Linked DNA regions of Mus musculus: region 2 is linked to region 1. A link is a loop called in an ENCODE intact Hi-C map of the cell type or tissue named here. Cell type or tissue: left cerebral cortex. All regions are shown on one strand. Links, peaks and the distances in the headings refer to the core of each region. The heading gives the core; the rest is flanking DNA.

Region 1 (12,613 bases), core at 2,728-10,727:
CTATTTCACTTCACCTCCCTCAGAGCCTCACTGGTAGGAGACATTCCTCCTTCCCAACATGGTCCTGCCAGGAAACAGCAGCTTTGCCTCAAACCTGGCAACCGACAAGGACTTGGGCTCAGGAGAGAATGAAGTCTGAGAGTGAAGTCTGTGAAGAGGGAAAGTGTAAGGTTGAGTGAGAAGTGGAAACTTCTTGCTGATTCTGCCAAGAGAGGCATCAGTGTGTGTGTGTGTGTGTGTGTGTGTGTGTGTGTGTGTGTGTGTGTGTGTGTGTGTGTGTGTGTGTGTGTGTGTCAGGAAGGGGGTGATGTGTGGCTCCCCTGACCTCCCCAGGAAGGAGCAGCAGCAGCCTGTGCTGACACAGTGCATGCTGACCTGCTCAAAGTTAATGCCAAGTGCTCCCTCCATTAACCCTCTCCCCAGGAATCACAACCCCAAGCTTGAGATAAGGAACTCAGTGCTCAGCTGGAAGTCCTGGCTGCTGGGAGCTGGGCTGGAGGTCAGATGAGCTTCCACCTTCTTCCCTCCCCAGAGCACTGTGCTTATAGGGACACAGGGAGCCCTGTGTGGTTGTCATCCCAGCTGCCCATTCCCCAGCAGGATGGGAGTGGGTGAGAAGAGAAGTGCATAGTCTAGCCTGCTTCTCTCCCTCCTGCGAGGGAGGCAGCATCAGGACCAGGCCAGGGAACTAACCCAGAACACCCACCGGTGCGTGATGGCTGATGGTGAAGGAGCACACTGCTTCCGAGGGATGTTTCTTAGATAAGGCAGGGAATTGTCTTAGTGTCCCCAGTAACAGCAACTTAAGGAGGGCACAGTTTATTTTGGCTTATAGTTTTAGGCTACAGTTCATCAAGCTGTAGAAGTCAAAGCATGAGGACATTGAAACAGCTCGCCACACTGTATCTGCAGCCAGAAGAGAGAAATGAATACATGCTAGAGTTCTCTGTTATTCAGTCCCAGACCCCAAGCCAGAACTGGCACCACCCACATGTGGGGGACAAAGATCTTCCATCATCAGTTAACGTGATTGAGATAATCCCTCACAGACATGTTCAGAAGCCCTCCTCCCAGGGGACTCTGGATTGTGTCCAGTTGACAGTTCAATCCAACTATCGAACAGAAACTAGAGATGCAAAGATGAGGGTCAGGTCAGTAGAAAAGGCAGGGGGATGAAATCCTTGCCATGGACTGTCATGTTGCATGGTGCAGGGATCACTATTTTAATAATAATTGCAATAACTGACAGGAGACCCTCAACAGGTCCTAGCTTGCTGACTGATTCTCCCTTAGAGAAGGAGGGAGTCATTATGTGCTCACTTGAGATTCCACCTACTTGCTCCCTCCCGTGTACCCCATGTAGTAACTGTATATGGTTCTGCCATCATCCAGTGGGCTGGATCCTGGGCTGAATAAAGAGAGTAGGGTATCAGTGTTCATCTCTCTTTGTCCCGCATTATGAATTCAATGTGGCCGTGTGGTTTACATGACATACGGAACTGCACTCTCAAACTGTGAGCCAAAATAAATGCTCCTTCCTTAAATTTCTTTTGTTGTGGTATTTGATCAAACGATGAGACAAGTATATGACCCTCCCAAATAGCTACACTGATAATAATTTTTAAAGATATTCTAGCTGGTACAAGCAATTGCCTCCCCATAGCTGGATAGATGGAATCTCTCTGTCGTCAGTCTTTTCTCTCCTATGTACACCTAGGCAGACTTTACTAATGCTCTAGGCATGTAACACTCAAACAAAGAGGCGACCAGAGACTCTTCATCACAGGTAAGAGGAAGAGAAGCAGGCACAGCTCCTGTTCCCACCATAGAATGCCCAGCAACCAACCATGGGAACGAATTCTGAACTGAGTCTTTGGCTTCTCCTTTAAATGGATCAACCCTGCCTTGGCAGTCTGCTGTCCACCAGTCTGTTTGTCCTCCACCCTCATACTCCTGACACTGCTCCCAACAAAGCCAACAAAATGGCCGATGTTTGATCCAATGGGACTTTTCTGACCTGACTCACCAAAACTCTTAGAAGTGTGTAGGACTGTTTGATTTGTTAAAGTAGCTTTTTCCTGGATTCCTGATCTGTTTAACCATGTTCTACACATCTTCCCAAGTCTTGGAGCTTTGATCCGATCATCTCTTCTCTCTATGGAGAATCTAAAAAGAGAACTTTCGTGCTGTCTACTGTATTAACTTACAGTGTCTTCAAATCTTGTTACCTTATCCATTGAGTTTTGTCTTCATCCACAACACAAACACCTTGTAGTTCAAATTAAAGTCCCCCTTGACTTCTCCACCAACCAGGCTGTCAGATCACCATGACCCCTCCCCCATGTCTGTCTCTAGTCACCTTCACTACCCAACCCTTTTCTGGGTCACCACCCTCTCCCACAGAAACTATTGTGGCAGGTTCCTCCGCATCCTTCTGCTTTCTGGTGCACACCAGAAGTGACTTGCCTGAAATATGCACTGGGCCATCCCCATGGCCTGTAAAGATCTTGTGCCAAAAGAGCTGCCACTTCTCCAGCACAGCTTCCCATTGCCTATTGATGTCTAATTGTATTGGCCTTACTCTGCTCTATGAAAGGCTCTTGTCAATGTTGGTGGCGAGTCCTTTATTACCTCTCCCATTATACCACTAGCAAGAAATGGAGTCTAATCCCACCCACTGAATACAGTGTTAAATGTCTTGGCTGGCTAATGGAGGTATGGAAGTTACATTGCATATTTTCAGGGCCTGGATCTGTCATCTTGTAGCTTCTACCCTGATCTTTTGGTACTGAGTCATGAAGGAATCTCATCCAACTGGATCCCTAGACACAGGGGCTTTGTTCCCTCCTGAGCCTACCTTTTAACCCTCTCTGCTAAGGTAATAAAGCCTCCTTGAATTCTCCTGACAGGCCCTATCTACCAGCTCAATTCGATGGAGACTTAAGTTGTTTAAAAGGTGGAGATGAGGGGGTTCTGGAGTGGCTCTCATGAATCCCAGGCTGGCCTTCAACTATGTAGCCAAGGAGGATCTTAAACTTCTGGTCCTCCTCTCTGAGCACTGGGGTGACAGGTGTTTGCCACCATGCCATTTATGCAGTGCCAGGGGCTGGTCTCAGGCTCCCATGAATGCTAGGCAAAGCTACAGGAGCTACATCCCTGGGATTTGAGAATTTTGAAATTTGAGACTTTTCAAAAGATCCACATCAGTCACAGGAGCAGTCTTGAAATAAAATAAAATAAAATAAAATAAAATAAAATAAAATAAAATAAAATAAAATAAAATAAAAATAAAAAAACAGTCCCTGGACTATGAAGAACATCCCAAGATCCTGATTAAGAAGTGGGTCCTGGGATGTTCTGATAAGATTCTGCCCCCCTCAGGGCCTTCACACATGCCTCGTTAGAAACAATCACCCATGGAAGGAGTTACAGAGACAAAGTTTGGTGCTAAGACAAAAGGATGGACCATCTAGAGACTGCCATATCCAGAGATCCATCCCACAATCAGCTTCCAAACGCTGACACCATTGCATACACTAGCAAGATTTTGCTGAAAGGACCCTGATATAGCTGTCTCTTGTGAGACTAGGCCGGGCCTAGCAAACACATAAGTAGATGCTCACAGTCAGCTATTAGATGGAGCACAGGGCCCCCAATGGAGGAGCTAGAGAAAGTAACCAAGGAGCTAAAGGGATCTGCAACCCTATAGGTGGAACAACAATATGAACTAACCAGTACCCCGGAGCTCTTGACTCTAGCTGCATATGTATCAAAAGATGGCCTAGTTGGCCATCACTGGAAAGAGAGGCCCATTGGACAGGCAAACTTTATATGCCCCAGTACAGGGGAATGCCAGGGCCAAAAAATGGGAATGGGTGGGTAGGGAAGTGGGGGGGTGGAGGGTATGGGGGACTTTTGGGATAGCATTCTAAATGTAATTGAGGAAAATACATAATAATAAAAAATATTTTAAAAAAAAGAAACTTCTTTCCAATACCCAGCAAAACTCTCAATTACCACAGATGGAGAAACCACAGTATTCCATGACAAAACCAAATTCATACAATATCTTTCCACGAATCCAGCCCTTCAAAGGATAATAAAGGGAAAACTCCAACACAAGGAGGGAAACTATGCCCTAAAAAAAGCAAGAAAGTAATCTTTCAACAAACCTAAAAGAAGATAGCCACATGAACAGAACAACAAAAATAACAGGAAGCTACAATTACTTTTCCTTAATATCTCTTACTATCAATGGACTAATTTCTCCAATAAAAAGGCATAGACTAACAGGAACTTCTTTCCAAATCCCTATGTGATTTCTCCCTTCCTTTCCCTTCTTCCATTTTTACTAGGGCCTTTTCAGATGAACCCAAGTGAAAGAATGTCAACAGAATGCTTACAAACTCAGGCATCGCAAACCTTAGCCTATCTTTCCCAGCTGAAGTCATTGAAGCCAGACAGCTGCTTTTTTTTAATTGGTGTTTTACTGGGACACAACAACCACAAATTTATACATCATGCAGATAAGTTTGACGTGGCAGAGTAAAGGGTTCCCACGGACACCATGTGACTGAAGGGGCTTCTACTTCTTACTGTGTAGTGCTCTTTATGATGCTGTGTGCTCACTCCTCACTGTGAAGTCTTAAAGACAAGAGCAGTGGGTCTCTATTTCTGTCACCATACCTAGCACTGAGCAAGTATTAACCTGTACCTTTTGAAAAAGCTCTGGAACTTGGAGGCCCAGATATCAGCCTACTCTTCCAGATGCCTCTAGGTTTTTTTTTGTTTTTGTTTTTGTTTTTTTTTGGTTTGTTTGTTTGGTTGTTTTTTTTTAAGCAGGGCAGGCTAGACAGAGACAATGGGAGCTCAAAGATGAACACGCAGGAAGACAGGTATCAGGACTGAGGTCTCAGGCCTCCTAAGAAGCCCTTGACAATTCCAACTCTCAGTTAGAGCGCAGGGCTGGGTAGGCCCTTACGTCACTTTCTGAAACCCACTGCTCTGCTCAAGCCCCAGGTAACACAGGACAATTCTCAGAAAGAAGCCATCTCCTTTGCTTCCCTAACAGGCATGGGTTGGGCTGGACACAGGACAGCAGCCTTACAGCGGATGGGGAAGAAACCCTCCCATTTACCCGGAAGGAGTGGGATGTGCCAAATGCCACATCATGGTTAAACTGGGCAGATGACAGTGTGTCAGGCTGTGTGTGACCACGAACTACACATATACATACCTGGAGCTTCCAGGCTGTTTGTCCATGTATAAGGCAGGACTCTGGGATACTACAAAGGCCTTTTATCCCTAATGCCACCAGACAAGGTGTTCCGTTGAAAACAGTGCATATCCTTCCCTGTTGCTAATCTGGCACCACCTACAATCCTTTATACCCCAAAGAGAGACCACTTGTCCTTCCCTCCCTCATACCAAGGCCCTCTGGGTTCCAGGGGTCCATGCTGGTCCGATTCTACTTAGAATCTGGGATCTTTAGTTTTGCAATAATGCCAGGATCCAGAAGTTTCAAGTCCTGAAGGGCTTCTAGTAGCTGCTCTCGGGCAGCTCCAATGAAGGAATTCTCCAGAAAGGCAGGCAGGCCTCCCTCACCATCACGGAGGACGTACAGGGGTACCCGCACCAGGCCCAGCACCTATGAAAAGGAGACATCGGACAAGTGGGACCTCAAGAACCTCAACACATTACCTTATCTACCTTGGAACAGAACTCTCCAGAGAAGAGCCAAGCAGAACCGGGCCTAATAATCACACCTCAGGAGAGCTTAGAGAGCCAAACTCTGTGGACAAGTGAGCCACGCTGGGTTCCAAGCTCCATCCGTGCCAATCCTTCTCCATCCTTTTCCTCACCCTTACTGGCGACGGCCTCCAGGAGGCATGCCTGGCTGTAGCAGTATTTCAAAACTCAGAACTCACACCACTGTATAGGTAGCACTTGGGTGCTCAAGAAAAATGCAAATACCCAAGTATTCCTCTGACATCCTTACCCAACTCAAGTGATTCCAATGGACTGTTCAGTCTAAACACTGTCAAAGTGTGCGCACTAATCAGTTTTAATAGCGCTCTCACTCCCAGGTTCAGGGTCACCTCTACACACAGGCGTCCCTAGCATTAGACTCACTGTCTGCTTAAGGGAAATATGAACCCAAAGTCAAGAGCTTAGGGTATCATGTGCACTAGCATAGAGCTGGAGAGACCTTTGGATGTGTGTTCTAAAAAGCTCTCTGCAGGGGCCGCTAAAGGTGGCCGAGTAGGTGGTATTATCTAGCCTGGAGATGACCAAGATCCCAACTAGTTCATGCCACTTGAAAGAATTCAAAGTCGGAGGGTCAAAATCTCCTCCACCCAGTGGCTTTTCTCGGTAAGGGGATTGGGGGAGGACAGACTGGAGCTGGAGTGGATCCCAGGCTGGTCCCACCTCCAGCCCATGGTCCTTGGCTTGAGGTGCCCTGGCTTCCACAGCCTGCAGCTGTTCCAGAGTCAGGCGCTTGGCATAGAAGTGGGCCACCACGCGCGGTCTGGCCGCGATGTGTGAGCTGCGGTAGTCAGAGCGTTCAACGCGGAAGGCAGACATCGCTTCGCCCAGCTCCTCGCGCAGTTCCCGGTTCAGCCCGTCCTCCAGGCAGCTGTCCTGCGCGTCCACGAAGCCGCCAGGGAAGCCCAGGCGCCCGTCAAAGCGCATCTGCATCTGGGGGAGGAGGGTATGATGGTTGGCCCGGGCTCGCGAGCCCTGGGGCGGGGGAGCGGCCGTGCATGACGCGTCCTCACCAGCACGGCGAAGCGCATCGGGATGCGGCCGAACAGCTTGCGGGGGTCGGGCGCGTAGAGCAGCGCATGGCAGGCGTGGCGCCAGTCCGGCCCGAGCGCCAGGGCCTCGCTGAGCTCCACTTTCCGATGCCCCTCCATCTCGAGGCTCGCACTTCCGGGTTCTTGCAGAGGCCAGCGCCTCGGGGCGGAGCTTTGCGAGACTCCGCATCAGCCAATCAGGATGGGTCTCTCAGGAGCTCCGAAGACACCCTGGATTGGCCCTTAGGCTAGGGTGGGGCTGAAGGCTTGGTAAGGTCAGGCTCAGGCCGGAGGTGTTTTGGAACCTGAGTTAGAATTTACGCAGGAGTTCTGCCAGTGCAAAGGACAACGTATTTTTTAGAAAACGGTTCTGGGTTGGTCCGTTCATAACAAAGAGTCTAGGGATGGGAGGAAGGTAGTCTGGCTTCAGAACTTATTCCTAGCCTAGCGTGATGGGGGAAAGGAGAGGTGGGTGTAACAAGTCTTGAGTGGTGGAAATGTGGGGATTGACTGATTATAAGAGGGCACAGGGACAGAGCTAACACATTTGGGGAAGGGGAGTGGCCAATGGATGTGGTTACAACAACCAACTGCATTGGCTGTGGGCTCTGGGTAGTGATGTGGCGCCTGGTACATGGAAAATGACATGGAAATGTCACAGGTCACACAGTAAGATTGGGGAGGGGTGGCTGGCTGAGGAAATAAAGCACAGAAAAGAGTGGGGAGGAGTCAGACAGGACACCCCACCACCACCACACTAGGAGTAAATTAAAATACCCTCAGAACTTTAAATTGTGAAGAAAAATAGGAAAGAGATGGGGGACACTCAATGCCTAATGCTGAGATCCTGGCATTCAGGATCCTTCACCTCAGCTAGGCTGCCCCACCTGAAGTTGAGTCCATATATCAAGAACCTGTATGTATTTAAGGAAGGGAAGAGGTGACACTCAAAGAAGATCTGACTTCAGGTCACAGCCTGGACTTGAAAGTTTGTTGTAGAGCTCAGAACTCACCCAGATACAGGCTTGTGACTTTAGTAGAAGCCACTCAACCCTCTCAGGTTCCCAGTTAAGGACCTGTTAGTGGAGGTGGAACCAGCGTAGTATGGGAGTAAAATTCTCCTCAGAGCCAGACATATGGTAAATGCAGCCATTCTTGGATTCGAGGGTGGAGGTTCGATGCTGTGTCTTATGTCAAAGATTGAGGCCAGCATCCTAAGAATAAGGGCACCATCAGGAAAAGCCTGTGGACATCTTGCCTCAGTCCCCTGAGTCGCAGGGCAGAGATGCCATTGACTGAGGCAGTCACATCATGGTGAGTTAGGTGCGATACAGATGCCATTACTCAGATAACATCCAAGGGACAGGCAAATCATCCTGGTCAAACATTATCACCTGGCAACAAGAAGGAGAAGGAGGAGGAGGAGGAGGAGGAAGAGGAAGAAGAGAAGAAGAAGAAGAAGAAGAAGAAGAAGAAGAAGAAGAAGAAGAAGAAGAAGAAGAAGAAGAAAGAAGCTTATAAAACCCTTCATATCTTCCAATTCCAGAGCCCCACCCCAGGCCAATTTCAAGAAAAAATTCCTGGTGGTAGTAAGAGGACACGGTGGTTCTTTTGTTTTGTTTTCTGGATGTGTGCAGTGTATGTGCATGTACAAATGTATGTGTGTTCAAAAGACACGTAGGCTCATGTTCACATGTGTGTGGAGGCCAGAGGTCAATTCTGAGTGTCTCTGGGTGTCTCTCTCTACTGCCAGCCCCCCTTATTTTTTGAAAGTGACTAATGCACTGAGCTCACTAACGGTCTACAATATCTGGTCAGTAAACTCTGGGGATCCCCCGTCTCCCCTTCTCCCAGTGCTAGAGTTACAGGCACGCCCACTATGCTTGGCTTTTGTGGGGGTGCTAAGGATCCAGACTCAGACCTTCATGCTTGTAAGGCAGAGAATGTATAGACTAGGACATCTTCCCAACCTGGCTTTTAAAGACACACCATTTGAAAAGCCACCATGACCGATGTGAGGGAGCCCGAACAAATTACATGCGCCCCCCCCCTTATTTATAAAGAAACCAGACTTATCTCGGGGCTACAGTATTGTACAGAGTTAACACAGAGCCTCATGCAAACAGAGTGATAAGAAATATGGTGTTCAGGATTGTATACATCAGACCTATGATTACTACCACTCTTATAAAACAAACTGTAAATCTTGGTCCAATCTATAATAACTAAAAAGGGCCACCTCCAAATGAAGAGAATTATTATACTTTCTGTAGTAACAGGATGAGCTTAATATGAGTTTGAGTTGGCCTATATAACCCTACAGGCATCTACATAAAGCAGCATTGGGAATGCCTACATCAAGGATTAATAAACCCCTTACTTTTTTGTTCTTGTTGTCGTTGCTCTGTCAGTTGAGAGGCCCACAGAGCCCATGATGCCTGATGATAACAACTCAGTTAGGGTCCAGGACTTGCTTATAACATCATAGCCCAACAAAAGAAACCAATGCTCCTTAGAAAACTTCCACTGAAGAGCCAGAAAGATCCCCAGTGAAATACAGTGAACATCAACCATCTTATGATGTCAGGAAAGAAACTCAATCCCACCCTTACGCCCTCCCTCAAAGAGAAAAAAAAAAAGAATCCCCCAAATAAAAGAGAACCCCTGCACTGTTCTGAGACAGAAAGCCACAGGCCACTGCTGAGTTTTCAAAACAAAAACCAGTTTGAGGAACAGAAGAACAAACGTGGTTTTACTTTTGGTTTATTCATTTATTTATGATGTAAAGTAGAAAATAAATACCTGTCCTGATATTAGAATGCAGATACATGCAGAATGAGCTGCTGAGGGTCGGCAAAGGGTCCTCCACTTGGAAGACTTAGAGATCATTTCAGCAGCTATTTTGTCCTCCAGCAGAGCAGAGCTCCATAGTAACTTCCTTCCGAAGAGTAAACAGTACAAAAAGAAGAAAACCACAGTGCAACTTTGTAGCTTGGGGGTGAAATCAACCAGCACTACCTTAGCGGGACAATCAAGATCAGCAACCGGCATAGGTGTGTCACATCGACAGAGGGGGCTACATATGGTGTCAAGGTAAGCATCCAGCATTGTTGTGTCACACTGACAGAGGGGACTAGATATGTTGTGATGATAATGTCTCTTTTGCCTGAGGTCTCCCCTCCCCCAAAGGAGAGAACTCTGGTCTAAACTTTGAGGAAAGCAACAAGCCAGCCTCCGCCATTTGACAGGTAATCCTTGAAACTGTCAAGGCATTGTCTTAGTTCCTTGGAGTTACTGGAACAAAATTCCTCAGACTGGAAGACTTACAAACTAAAGTTTATTTCACACAGTTCTGGGGACTTGGAAGTCTAAGACGAAGGGGCTGACATACTTGGTGTCTGCTGAGGTCCCAGTTCTTGATGCATAGGCCACCTGGTAGCTGAAATCTCAGAAGGTTCTGGAGAGCTCTCCAGATCCCCTGCAAGGTCACTAATGCTTTTCATGAAGGCTGCGTTATTTCAGTATAGTCCCCTCCCAAAGGCCCCTATCCCCAAATATCAATGTGGGGTTAGGATGTCAGCATATGGACTGAAGGACTGGTGCGGAGGACATAAATATTCAATCTATGGCAATCAAAATAAAAATGAAAATTTCCACAGGTACCTATGGAATAAAGGAGAACCTCAAAAGATGTGCCTCACCTGAAATCTGAGAAAGATGAGGATATTAGGTAACAGCCAAGAGAATCTGAATAAAGCGTTGGTTAATATTAACGCCTTAAAACTGGCTCATTATTTTAAGAACTATACCGTACTAAATTAAGATATTAACTCATCCTCAGACTCTCCTGCCAGGAGTTTCAGGTCTAGTTTACCTTTCCAGCTGTTCCCTGGTAGCCCTGCTGTTGGACGTTCTGAGAACACATTCCAGGTCCTGGGTCTCTTTATGGCTCATATATATATGAGTGTGTGTGTGTGTGTGTGTGTGTGTGTGTGTGTGTGTGTGTGTGTGTGTGTGTGTGTGTGTGTGTGTGTGATGCATCCAATCCTCACTTATGCAGACAAAATGCCAAAACCAACATTTTCAATGTTAACAACTGAGCTGCTGTCAATTGGAACCTTACCCTCAAGGACCCATGAAGCCTCACACAGATCTCTGAGGACTAACCACTAACAGTGCAAGGAACCTTCCTCCAATGACTGGGCTCAAGAAAAAAAAATCTAATACAAAATTTGTTACCCAACAAGAAGTCCCTTTGCCCACTGGGGACATGGGGTCCTAGCAGGAGGCCCTTCAGGATGAGATGTAGTTAACCACTCCCAACCCCGCCTCAACAACTGAACAAGTGAAAATTATTTTCCTCATTCTGGAGAATGGGAAGTCTCCAGTGCTGTACTTTGGTGTGTTGTGAAGAATTTCTAGCCCTGAGCTTTGGGATTTAATAAAGCCACGGAACTTGGGCACGTTTGAGTTCAAAACTAAATAAAGTAAAAAAAAAAAAAGGGGGAGTCATGACTACTACTGTGAGGAACAGCACATGGTAAGCTGGGGACATGGGTGGTAAGAGAATTCACCAAAACACCCACAGACAAAGTGAGAGATTATTGAAATACACTGTTGAAAAAAGAAAGCTGCAGGTGAGTACCCAGAAGGAACTGGAGTGCTGAGAGGAAGCGGGAGGGTTTTGTTTTTGTTTTTGTTTTTTTGTTTTTTTTACAACAGTTGAGATGATATTTGTGTGTGTGGGGGGGTACTCTGCCTCGTCTCATGGGCCTCTGTGATGGCTGAAGTGATGTTTTAAGTTTAAACTGCTGTGCTTAGGAGATCTATAAAACAAAATTGCCTCTAACATATAAGCCCCACTTGCCCAAGGACAGATAACTTCCTGGAATGCTGGGGGCCATTTTTGCTTTTGTAAACAAGCTTGGTTGCTCCAACTGCACAGGATGTGTGCTTGATCACACATAGGCAGGAAGTAAGTCAGGATGTATGCTTGTCCCTGATTGAACAAAGGCAGGAAGTATATACTTTGTGGGTTTTACCTATAATTTGGTGCCATACTCTGGGAATCCTGGGTGAAGAATTTCTAGCCCTTTTATCAAGACAGTATCCTTGGCTCTGGCCAATATTTAATAAAGCTTGCTTCAATCTTGGCTCAAAAATTGTGGTAGTGGTCTTATTTTCATCCATTTTGGATTAACAACCTCCAGCCTAGAACCATATTCCAATGGGCAGGTGGACTTCCCATTAACCTTGTTGAGAAACAAATTTTACAGTATTAGTTGGCTTTCTTAATAAGACCAATCAGTGTACTTGGGCAAAGTTCCCTGAGTTAATAGAGGTTAGGCTCTAGACCTGAGTGAGGCATCATGGATCACTGGAGGTCAGGCTCAAAACGGCCATGGCCTGGTTGTTAAAATTACAAAACACTTCCTTTCGTATCTATAAATGGGATCGATGCTTGATATAGAAGAATAATGTAATTGTTTGAGGCAGGATAGTAATGTGGTTACAGTTTTAAATGTTCTTTGTTCTTTACAGCTAAATACTAAAATATGTATAAAGCACACACTAAAAATAATCCTCCCAGAGACAGAGGCTGAGGGTGTGAATACCACTTTAGAAGCTGGGTTTCTGGGGGACCATTCAGGCTTGGTTTTTTAAAAATGTATGTAGTTTGATGCTTCCTGTAGTAAAAAGTTAAAAGTAGGAAGATCTTGGGCATCTCCTGAGGTTGAAGGAAAAGGTTATCATTTACGTTTGAATGAAGTCTTTGCATTTCACAAAACCCTTTAGCAAACAGGCTCCTTCCTGGA
Region 2 (12,613 bases), core at 2,561-10,560, 120 kb after region 1:
ATTTTTTTAACCCATTGCTACTTTGTTCTCTCTGGTGAGGAAATATGTCATATAGGGTCAGAAAAATCAGTTTGACTCAACCTCTGCCTGCTTGTATATCAAACTCTGGGCATGGTGCTTACATTTACAGAGCTCTGTTTCCCTCTGTAAAACTAATACAAGGGAACTCTAGTCATGTGACTTGCTGACCCCACAATAAGCTGCTTATGAAAACATCTATCTGTATACATGGAAATGTCACAGAACTTCCACTCAATTTGCATAGATGTAAAAAATGGGCTTTCCATTAACTGACTCAGAATCCTTTGAAATAGAACATGGGCTGTAGACTTATCCAGCAAAAGAAGACAAAGTTTTAAGGCACACAGCTGTGTCCATGTGAAGTGATGGGACATCTTGTGGGAGTCAGCTCTCTCCTTCCACCATGTAGGGCCTGGGGATCAAAGTCAGTTCATCAGGCTCACCCACTGAGCCATTATGTCAGCTTCCAGAAGGAAAACGTTACAATATTCTTGCTATCTATGCTTTTGTTACAGAACACAAGAGGTTATACAGTGGATCAAAATTAGTTCCGTGACAAAAATTACACATATTCTTAACAGCTGTTGACAGTTCTTAGGGTTGGATTCACATCCTCTGTCATTTAATCCCAGCCTGGTTTCTTCCCTACATACATATCTGTAGATCTCTATTCTCTATCCTATCTATCTATCTATCTATCTATCTATCTATCTATCTATCTATCTATCTATCTATCTATCTATCTATCTATTTGTGTTTGAAAGTGACATCTGATTGAGCAGACAAAGTGATGAATCAGAGAAAGATGTAACAGATAGGTATATCCTATACCCAGATAGGATATACCCAACTCTCAGAAAAGAGAGGCTTCTTAAACGAGCACTGCAGAGAAATAGGGGAGGGAGGGAGGGAGGGAGGGAGGGAGGGAGGGAAGGAAGGGGAAAGAGAGCGAGAAAGAGAGAAGACAGTTTTACTGAGGCAGTTTTACAGAGACAGGTGACAGTTGCATGTGAAGACAGAACAAGCCAGAGAATGAGAAGGAACCAGAAGATTAGAACAGATCTCCAGAGTTAGTCTGAGGTCAAGCAGAGCAATTCAGTCAGAGGTCAAGAGACGTTGCTTTGAACTAGTCAGCTTGGAAAGGAGTTTGGGCCAGAACAGCAGAGCTGACCAGCCAGCCAGAGTCCAGAAGGAGCTAGAAAGTGTAAGCCTATTTAGCAGTAGGTCTCTGAGATGACCATTACATCTGATGAATAAGTTACTTGTGCACAGACCCACATGCCTCTCACATAACCTGGAACCTCTCCTCTCTCTCTCTCTCTCTCTCTCTCTCTCTCTCTCTCTCTCTCTCTCTCTCTCTCTCTCTCTCTCCCTTCCCCTCCCCTCCCTTCTCCTCTCCTCTTTCCTCTCTCTCCTCTCTCTCCTCTCTCCCCCCTTCTCTCTCCTCACCCTCTCTCCCCCTCTCTCCCCCCTCTCTTTCTCTCCCCTCCCTCTCCCTCTATCTCCTCTCTCCCTCTCCCTCTCTCCCCTCTCTCTCCTCCCCCTCTCTCCCCCCTCTCTCTCCCCTCTCTCTCCTCCTCTCTCCTTCTCTCCCCCTCTCCCCCCCCTCTCTCTCAGAATTGTCTGTTCCCTCACTGGCTCCTCTACTTCCCCTCCTGCTGTCTTCTGCTGTCTCTCTGCCTCTTTTTACAGCCATTCACTCACTCACTTTCTCATTTCTTCTCCCTTCTGCTCACCTCCTTTTCATCTCCCCTTCCCCTTGTTTACTTTCAGACTTGAGTGTGACACAGTATGGCAGATTTACATCATTGCCTAGTTTGCAGGAGTGTGTTTAGATTTGTGTACACACTTCAAATTTTTAGGAATAAAACAAAGTTTTCAGGAGTAAAGACTTATCCACTTAAACTACAAGAGGCACTTCAGTATTTACCATTCTAGTCAATGTTTCAAAGTGATGTTCGCAACTCACAAAAAGTGACTTTTCAATCTGCGGCTTGAAACACAATGGCTTAGAATGCTGGCTTCTGCATCCACAAGATCCGCATGTCCATCAAGACTAACAGTGGCTCTGCAACATTGGGTACCAATTCAACTTTGTGCATGCTGGTTTTCTCATCTATAAGCTACAGATGATTATCTGCCTCTGGGGTGACTATGAGCAGTCAATGGGATAAGAGAAACAAGGTAGTATGAATCATGTTATGGTATTTTACTCAATGAACATCAGCTGCTATAATACCCAACATCAGGAAGGAATATAGCAGACATTCATAGTTACATACCAAATGTGAAATGTTCTTTATTTTAAATATAATCAGTCTCCATAGGTTTTCAGAACTGACTCAAAGGCACACTGCGGAATGATGTCCCATTGGTTTCCTTTGTGCTGGCCTCCGCAGGGACACGTGGGCACTTTATTCTCTCCCATCATTATTCTGGTCCACAAGGGCCTCTAAGTTCTCTTCAAACAGCTCAGGAGGACATGGGAGTGAAAGGCTTGCTAGTAACACTGTAGGCTTCATAGGTTATAAGGTCTTTATTGTGGTTATTGACTGCTTTGAAGGTAAAGAATACTCAATGAAGAGTGTGTGTTTCTGTGTAGCTGGCCAGGTAATGCCTGTACAACTCAGACATTTTTTCTCTTGCAAATGATGCCATCTCCTTCCTCCCATAACAGGGTCCACTGTGCACAAAGAGCCTTAGTATCTTATCCTCTTGAACCTATGATCTTCTAAAGAAGGAAAGAGTGATCAAGGGTCAGGATTTGTGCTACCCGTACCTGACTCATGAGACAGACTGGAATGGCTCCATCTGCAGTGTCTCTTGAGCACACTGCCCTACTTTGGTGCTGCTGAGAAGGGGAATTGTTTTCAAACAGGAAAATCAGAACAAATGTAAGCCTGCTTCAAGTGTGTTTGTCAAGCTGCATGTTTTTCTGTAGTGAGCCCAATTTGAAGCCTTGTTCGGCTAAGGCTCATTTCTCCTGACATTGAGGGAAAACCAGACTGTGATAAATAGCTTTAATTTCCTCACACCCTGAAGTCAGCCTCATAACAGACACATTCCAGATTTCTCCTGTGCTGGGTGGGCAGTGACAGGGCATACTTATGAAGGAATGCAATAATGGCTGTCCGAGCTTGGACACCAGTGTTGCAAATCCATACTTGAGGGGAAGAGAAGTTATTTTCTAAGCCACAGAAAGGGTGGCCTTTGTCAGATACTTCAGTCAAGACCCAAACAAATCCCTTCTAAGATGACAGAGCACTAGGGTCACCTATAGGACTTGTTAATTGGTACATAGTGCTAGGTTCCAACCCCCCAAAATGCTGATTTTGTACTTCTGGGTAGCACATGAGAGAGAGAGAGAGAGAGAGAGAGAGAGAGAGAGAGAGAGAGAGAGAGAGAGAGAGAGAGTAACTTCCAAGGCGTTGGATACCTTGGAGCTGGAGCTGGAGTTATGCTTGGTTTTGAACCATACAACTTGGGTTCTAGGAACTGAACTTGGGTACTCTGCAAGATCAACAAGTACTCTTAATCACTGTCTGTCTTAGTTAGGGTTTTGCTGCTGTGAACAGACACCATGACCGAAGCAAGTCTTACAGGTTCAGAGGTTCAGTCCATTATCATCAAGGTGAGAGCAGGGCAGTATCCAGGTAGGCATGGCGCAGGAGCTGAGAGTTCTATGTCTTAATCCAAGGGCTGCTAGTGGAAGACTGACTTCCAGGCAACTAGGGTGAGGATCGTATACCCACACCCACCGTGACACACCCATTCCAACCAGGACACACCTATTCCAACAAGGCCACACCTTCAGATGGTGCCACTCCCTGGTCCAAGGATATACAAACCATCACACTGTCCCATTCCTCCAGCCCCACAATTTTCATTTCTATAAAGTTCCAAGCTGCTATGGATGCTGCTGGTCCAGGAGCCATACCTGTTAACAACTACTCAAGTAAAAGTGTCTTAGGACATCCAGAATCACGTTAATAAGGGACATGTGATCCTCTCCTAGCCCTGCATCTTCCACTCTTCATATGCTAAAGCAAACTATTAGGAGAGACCACCTACTTTAGAGGAGCTAGAGCTGTGCCTCAATTGCTTCTGCTCTCTATGGCGTTATAAACAATGAGACGGTGTCTACTTCATGAACAGGAATATGGAAGTGAATGGTGAGCAGCCTCCGTGATGCACAGCATTGTGTGATTTTAAAGGTACGTTTTCACAACTATTATTCCATTTATGGTTATATCAAGTCTTCAAGTTAGATCTGGATGACCATTGCTCAGATAAGGAAAGTGAAAGCTAAAACCAGAAAAAGGTCACAGAGACACATGCACCATGACCATGAAGCTAGAAAGTAAACAACATGAACCCTAGCTTCTGGGTTAGTGCCACTTTACAGTGAATAAGGAACATTTATCTTTGCTGCTAAAATCTCCTAACTGCCCGCCCCCAGAGGCTCTGAAAGACACTGGACAATAAAGTGTGGGGTTCCAGCTTGAAAGAAAACCTGACTCTTCATTATGCCAGGAGGTTGTCTCACAGGAGCTGAGAACAGTGAATGCCAGAGCCTCACCCGGACTCGAGCCAGCTCTCACTCCTCGATCCCAGGCGGGTCATATTTGCAGGTGCATGAGAGCCAGCTAGTCGTCCAGTTACAACAGCCCTCCCTCCAGCACTTCCAATTCAGTGGACCTGGGTAAGGTACGAACTTCTGCATTTGTAATGATGCTGCCAACACAGAGATATAAGACTATCACACTGGGCACTGGAGGAGAAACTGACATAGTGGTGATATGTTAGATAAAAGCCTCCGTTGTTTCAAGTATTGTTAGATCAGCTCTCTGTGCTTCAGATTAGTAATCAGATATACAGTATAGAACTTTTCTTAAAGAGCTAGTTTTCCTGTATGTTGTTTCAGACTAAATCAGGGAATAGTCTTCTGTCTTGTGTGTGTGTGTGTGTGTGTGTGTGTGTGTGTGTGTGTGTGTGTGTGTGTTGGGCTCCGTTGTCTTTCCCAATTGCTCCCTGCTTCCTTTCTGAGATGGAATCTTTTCCTGAACCTGGAGTTGACTGATTTAGCTGGTCTAGCTCTAGCTAGCTTGTCTTGAGGATCTGTCTGTTTCCACTTTGGGGACTCTGAGATTACAGGCAGACATTGTGCCTGCTTGGCTTTTATGTGGGTGCTGAAGATCCCAACTCCAATCCTCACACTGCAAAGCAAACACTCGGCCCTCTGAACCATCTCATTAGCCCAAGCACAGAGACTCAGAAGGGTAATCTCCACCTGTCCATCTATCATCATCCCAAGTGATTCCGACCCCTGGTATGCCCTGTGCAAAGAATAGCAGCACTTGGATCTCAACAGAAATACAAGTTCTAAGCCCATCGCCAGCCCCGACCTATTTAATTAGTTCAATGTGTTCTGAGGATGGGGCTCAATGCTATAATACTTACCTACCTCGTGCAGGGCTCTTGGTTCAATACCATAAAACATAATGTGTTTCAACAACCCCTCCAGGTGAGTCATCTGATGCACACTACTAATTCAGTACAAAACTGTCACTTAATGTCTGTTCAAGTTAAAATAATTTCCCTCCTAACCTATGAGCCCAGGGGGGCAGAATACATGCTCATCTTGATCACGATAGCACCTCCATGTTAGCTCAACGAAGAGACTCACAATTTTTGGAATAAAAGAATCCTAAGATCTCTAAAAGATATGGGCTTATGAACTCCATCGTAGCATCCCATTCAAAGGCTCTCAGAAGCTTCGCTGGAGGGTGAGGGAGGAGGAAGGTGCTTTTGGAGCCCCACCCCACTCTATCTTTTCTCTTGCATGCTCTAAGTTTACCTGTCAGATGTTGTAGTTTGGATATTAAATGTCCCTCAGAGGTCTATGTGTTGGAGGCTTGGTCCCAACCCATAACTTAATAGAAAGGAATTTTTAGTCTACAGATTCTGTTGACAGATCTCAGGTCACTGAAGGCTTGTTCCCCCAAGGACACAGTGGTTCCATGGTCTCTTCCTTTCTCTTCCAAGTTCTTACCGTAGGGTAAATAGCCCTGTCGAGTGTCCCCAATATGATGTGCTGACTCACCGTGGATCCCAAACCACAACGGAAACAACTGGCCACAGGCTGAACTTTCCCAAATTGTGAGACAAAGTAAAAAGAAAAGTCCTTGTGAGTTGACCATTCCAAGTGCTGATGACAACAGTATGGCAGTTTGAATAGTAATGGCCAACACAGGCTCAAATACTTAAATGTGTGGTTATAAGGGAGAGATGCTACTTGACAAAGATTGGGAGGCTTGGCTTTGTTGGGGTGGGTGTGGCCTTGCTAGAGGGAGTGCTGAGGTTTGAAATGCTCAAGCCAGGCCCAGAGTCTTGTTCCTCCTGCTGCCTGATGATCTGGACGCAGGACTCAGCTCCATCCCCAGCACCGTTCCTGCCTGCGTTATTCTGTGCTTTCTGCCATGACTAATGGACTCAAATTCTGGAACTGTGAACCAGCCCCAGTTCAATATTGTCCTTTATGAGAGTTGCCACGGTCATGGTGTCTCTTCACAGCAACAGAACACTGAGACAGACAGAGAGCCAGGGAGCACATTTTCATACTAAACCTTATAGCCCCATCCTGCAGACCCATCAAGTTCAAGGCCTCAGCCAAAGTTACCCTAGAGTGTGGTGCAACTCCTTAGCAGACTTGGATTTTCTAGGTGCTTCTGCTGGCTGCCGGGGGCAGTTATCTAGCTGACATGTGGGCTGAATCATTATCAGTACATAAAGGCACTGATAGACAGAACAGCTAGAGACAAACACTCCCCAGAGAGAGAGATAGCCTGTCTGATAGACTCCATCATAGTTAATATGTTTCCTAAACCCTCATCCTTCATTCTCTCCATAGCCAATGGGGCACTCGACGTCCCACCCGTGGATAGCACACAACTTCGCCCACACAACCTGAAGAAAAAGGCTCCAAAACTTTGCTGACTGAGAAAGGGTATTTTATCAATTTCTAAACTTCAAGCTAGTGTTGGTTTATTGTTTGTTTTCAGTTTTTGTAAGCCATCTGTCCCCTGCTGTGAACCAGGAGATGGTTCATCTGGGCTGTTTGGTGAATCACCAGCCGGGCCTGAGACTATTCTCAGGGTGTCCCAGTTCCTGAAGGCGGCCATTAGAATTACTCACCAAGTTCAGAAGCCGTGGAGAATAAAGGGTCCCCTGCAATAAAGGCAGCTGTCATTTCTTCTCTTGGTGAACCTGCCTTTTACTGACACTGTGGGTCCATTGTGGAAGTCCCAGAGAGGCAGTTATTCCACACAACAAATGGCTGCTGCCTCTGTATTTCATTACAAAGAGCCCTTTTCTGGGCCCGTGGGAAGGGATTGCAATTTTCAATCACTGTAACATTTAGTGGGGCTGGTGCTTGCAGCTGCACATTTGCTAAGGGACAATTTAGACTGATGTACAGTCCAGTGGAGGATGTGGAGGCCTCCAGTGACATGAGCACACTCATAGGCTGAGGGACAAATGCACAGTCCATATAGTTTTTAACAGCCAGCTCTGCAGAGCTCCTGTCTCACACCTCCATGGTCTTCCACAGTGGACTGCAAATCTTGCTGAAACACCAACTCCTTCAGTGAGCCCTCACTGCCAACAGAACTCAGCACAGGAATCTCAGTATGGCTTTCTGTCTGCTTTCCGGGGCTGGCCCCCTAATAAAGAATTTGATAGCTTTCCTTTACAGACACAGTTAAAAGGGCCTTTGTTTGGATGACCCCTGGTCCAGGCAGAGACAGGTGTATGTGTGTGTGTGTGTGTTTGTGTGAGTGTGTGTGTGTGTATGCGTGCGCAAGCGTGTGCGTATGAGTGTGCATGTGTATGTATGCTGGAGGGGGTATGCTCTACCATTGAGCTTCATCCCTAGTCCTGGTTTATTTTTCTAGTTCCTGGCAGACAACTTGACTTTGTAACCTGAATTCTGTGTTTTTCTCTGCCCTTGTCTCCTGTGTTCCAAATTCATTTCTTTAGTGTGCTACTCCTTCTAGAATTTTTCTATCAGAATTGTAGCCACCAGCCAATGCGGCTACTTAAATTACAATTATTAAAATTAAACGACAAATTCAGTCACATCAGCTACATTCCATGAGCTCAGTGGTCACATGACAGGGTTTGAGGCTCTTTCCACGAGTGCCATGCTATAGAATGTCTGTTCTCTCCCGCTCGCCCTGCTGGTCTACGGCCCACAGTTTCATCCCTGGGATGTGTTTGCTTTACCTCTCTCACCCTCTGCTCCTACCCAGCCAGCACAGCATCCCCCTTCATCACCAGTTCCCACCCCTGCAGAAGAATAGAAAACCCCAGGCCCCACATGAGACTTAGAGGGAGGGAAATGTGACTCCATCCCATGGCAGCCCTGGACCAGAGCCACACTGAAGAACTTTCCTCATGGAACCCACATGCCTATGAGATGGCTTCCCTTTGCAGAGTACGTACATGGAGATCTTTGGGTTCAGTCCCACCCTCCACCTCAGGGAAAAGTGCCCCATGGGCCACCCAAGTCCCACTGGAAGCCACCTGCCACATGGCGTAACAATGATCGTGTGTGTCTTGTCAAACTATCAGCAACTGCACACTGAACTAAACATCAAATAGAGACGATGCATTTCCAGTGTTGGGGGTGGGAGCTGCTAACAGCTGCTTGGTTTTATCTCTCTTCCATTCTTTCCTCTCTGGGTGCTATAATGAGCTATAGGTGAGCACCCTGACCTTTTCTAAAATAAACCCTCTAAACTAGGGCTAAAATTAACTGCGCTGATTAGCTTAGCCTACAGCATCACACATGAGACTGTGAAAAGAAGAGATTTTCTTAGCCAGAATGCATATTCATGACCCTTTCAGTATGGAGGGCTAAATTAAGTATAGTACAGTACCTTTTATATACATATAGGACATCAGGTTCTACCATTTTATCCAAAGGGACATCTCTATATTTGATTGAGATCCCTAAGGGCCCTCCATTCCCCCTATACACAGGAAGATCCAGGAAGAGGAAAGGGAGGGAGGAGGGAGGGGAGGGAGGAAGAGAGGGAAAGTGGGGAGAAGAGAGGAAATAGGTCTCCCTTAAGCTCTAGAGTCTGTGATTTTTATCTTATGTGTCAAACTGATTCTCCCTTAGGCAAAACTAGAACATTTCTCTGAACATTTTTTTTCTTTTTTCTTTGCAGAGCAAAAACCAAAACAACTGGGCAAAATTTGTCTTTTCTCCACCAGACTCAGAGAAAGGAACAAGAGATGGGATATCCACTCTCTGAGGGGCGATATAGGAGATTGCTCAGTGGCCCTGAGAGTTGGCCCAATGGCTATATGGCACTTGCTGACACGTGACACTCTACTTTGTGGACTTTAAGCAACTGGGTTAAGTTCCCCAGGCCTTAGATATCTCATCTATAGCATGGGGCTCAGAAGTCTAACACCCAGAGTGTGGAGGAGCTGATCAAAGGCTCTCCTGTGCTTTTGGGAGCAATGACTCATGGCTGGAGGAATGGGAGGATGGACGTTGCAGTCACTCTGGGCTTTTATAGCAGAACTGTAGAGTATGTGGCTTAAATACAGGACTAATTGTCACAGTTCCGAAGCCTAGGGAGTCTAAGATTAAGGTGCTGGCAGACTGCTCTCTGGTAAGGGTTCTTGTTATTTGTAGACGGCCTTCTCCTCTTATCTTCTCATATGACCGGGAGCCAAGAAACAGAAGGCGGGCGATTTTGAGTCTTTGTCTACAAAGGTGCTAATATTATCATGAGGGCTAGTCTCATGCCTTATCCATCTCCAAAAGTCGTACTGGAGAATGGAAACTATGAAAGTATGCATCTCATTTGCACGGTATGCAAATGTCCCCTGAGACCGTTGGCAACATTTGGATTCATGCATCTTTAACATGTCTGGGGTGACAGAGCTGTTGCTGACCCAAACAACCACATTGTTGGTAGTGAACAAAATAAAACATGACTTTCTACTCTTGGCCAATGAATATTTGTCTAGAAATAGTGCTATATCTAACACTTGCACGAAGTCTAATACTCTGCATTGCTACAGAATAAGGTGTCTGCTTCCCCCTCTCATTTCACGATGGATGAAATAAGAGCTTCTTTCACTAACAGCATCTTTCATATACATGAAGTGTGTTTGGCAACTTGCTGACTGACATAGATAGAGCCTCCTTTGATGAAACTCCATCCCGTTTCCTGGAAAACTTGTCTCCCACTGGCAGCTCCTCTGCTAACTCAGCAGTTGGAGGCAGAAAGAAGCTACCAGATGAGGCTTGCTGGCGTAGGACATTCTCCATTCACCCATATGAACTCTCAGCACACACGATGAGCAGGGATCACAATGGAATACACGGGGACCCTGCTGCCCAGTGTGTGTGGGCAGGGTGCTCCGGAAGGTTCTCATCACGCACATCAGTTAAGGCACACATTTCTGATTGAGCTCAGAACTTCCTGTCATAAATCTGGCGTTTGCCTCTGCATAGCTTGGTGAAATGTTGATGGGTTCATAGGGACCAAGAGAGAGAAAATCTTTCATGGCTATGAAATCTGGAAACAGTTGCCTTCTCATATTCTCAGAGAATAATTAGGAATACATTTAAATTACACATTTTATAAATCAATTATAGGAGAGGAGGAGCGAGGGAGAAGACAGACTCGGGGTGTGTGAGTTAAGATAAGAGTTTCAGGATTGCCTCATATTGTCACAATTATGGCAGCTGACAACTTCCAAAATCCACAGAATAGACCATAGGGCAGGCAGCAAGCAGCTGGCTGGAGACTCTGGGAAGGGTTAGTTAAGTGCACTGGAAGCCTGGGCCTGAAATCTCTCTCTGACTGGGTAGGACTAAGTCACATAGTGCTTTACTCAAATCTACTCATTTAAAAAATCATCGAATAAACACATTAATAGCAACATATAGACCAGGGTTCAAGGAAACCTGGCTACTACTAGCCTTGCCAGCTGAACCTGTAACAAACCATCCGAGGATCTACTGGAGAGTTCTCCTCAGCTTGCTTTCTGACCTAGAGAATGGGGTTGTCAGAGAACTCAGGCCATCCTCTCAGGATACAGATGTTAGGTTACTTTCTGAGCGCCTTGGAACTTACTGATCACATGGAGGTAAGGGTGTTTATTCCATTCTTAGCAAGCCTCTAACTAATGTCAGAACCAGTCTCCTGCCTCAAAAGGCTTTTTCTGGACGTGGTGGTGGTGTCCTGCCTACAACCCTCAGGCAGATTTCTCGACTGCATCTGTTTGTAGGAAATTCTTGTCACCTTCACCCAGCCTGGAGTTTTCAAGCCTCACTGGGAAGCACGTTCAGGTCGAGATTCAATGTCTACCACGGGAAGGACAAGGTAAACAGGCTGCCCTACAGGTGGCCGGAGCCCCATTTTTGGCAGCAGTATGTCTTATGTCATACTGTGCAGAAGGTATTGGCACAAAAGCTTGGTAACCAAAATCACTCTTTGGAGGGGCTGGAGAGATGGCTCAGTGGTTAAGGAGGCCCTGGATTCAGTCTTCAGCACCCCCCATGGTAGCCACAAACATCTGTTACTTCCGTTGCAAGGAGTCAGATGCCCTCTTCTGGTATCTGTGGGCTCCAGGCCCACAGATGACACACGGACATACATGCAGGAAAAACCTCCATATCCATAAAGATAAAACTTAAAATTAACTTTAAAAATTACTTTTTTACTGGTGACTGAGGCAACAATAGGTATCCCAGGGCAAACAGCACACCAGTAAAACCAATAAAGAAAAAACAAGAATCTCTACGAGCTTCCCTCCGGCAGACCTCTTACAATAGCTGGAAACTACTTCCAGTTTTGGAAAAGCTACCTGCCCTGGGTGAGGCTCTCGAGACAATGTCTGTGAGGTGATTTTTAGGAGGGTTCCTTATCTGAAAGTCCCACTGCAGTCCCACAAACCTACGCTCATGGATCTCTAAAGGCAATAGCGGGGGGAACAGAGGAGGTGTTCACAGAGAGCCTCTGTGGGCTAGGGACAAGGGAATGACTTTTGTTGGGTTTTGCTTTTCCTTTTTTTTTTTTTTTTTTTTTTTACAGGCATTTGCCTCTCTCCTAGAGCACTGGCAAAGCGGCTCTGGTGGCCCAAGAATGTTCTCCTACCACAGAGCCAATGCTAGGAGGCTGAGGATAAGGAAATGGTCAGGATCCAATAGGGACTACTGGTCGGGCTGCCGTGCCAGGGGAAAGTTTCCCTGCATATATTTGACTCCCATTCATCTTTGTTGGGTTGTTCCCATCCATCCGACTTCTTCGGCCCTGCCACTGTTGCTACGCACCTTCCCTGAGCACTGGGCAGGGTACAATGCATCTTGTGCCTCGTCCATCGCAGGTAGCTTTTCCTCCACTCTAAATGTGCCTCCGCTTCTGTCCCAGAACCACATCTCCATCTGCTTCTTGCTCTTGACTCTCGGACCAGCTCTCTCCTTTGCTTCTCATTTACATACTAATCTGCCCGTGGCTTTTAACCCGGGCCGAGTTCCAAGCTCAAGTGGGCTTGGATCACTTCC

What was found. A loop is a pair of places that touch in the nucleus more often than their neighbours do. Peaks named below come from ENCODE experiments on the same cell type or tissue, not always from the same donor. Only the 100,000 strongest peaks of a DNase experiment are listed, where the experiment ranks them.
Region 2: it touches region 1 in a loop (6-fold over the local background); 2 of 42 quality-filtered maps call a loop at or near these places.

The regions. Positions count from the first base shown.
Region 1 is chr9:105,124,864-105,137,476 of GRCm38, forward strand. Nudt16 (nudix (nucleoside diphosphate linked moiety X)-type motif 16) reads right to left here and starts at 6,942. Exons shown (of 3, transcript NM_029385.2): 1 at 6,780-6,942; 2 at 6,430-6,699; 3 at 4,475-5,647. The coding sequence starts at 6,917. The coding sequence ends at 5,468. In left cerebral cortex, for the core only: no CTCF peak of the experiment used is centred there; a DNase peak (open chromatin) is centred at 6,957; H3K4me3 peaks cover 1,524 bases; H3K27ac peaks cover 1,334 bases.
Region 2 is chr9:105,245,334-105,257,946 of GRCm38, forward strand. The region is part of intron 12 of Nek11 (NIMA (never in mitosis gene a)-related expressed kinase 11); the gene reads right to left. Among named protein-coding and RNA genes, the nearest start is that of Nudt16l2, 110 kb to the left of the region's middle. In left cerebral cortex, for the core only: no CTCF peak of the experiment used is centred there; DNase peaks (open chromatin) are centred at 7,276, 7,628, 8,159, 8,913 and 2 more places; H3K27ac peaks cover 3,275 bases.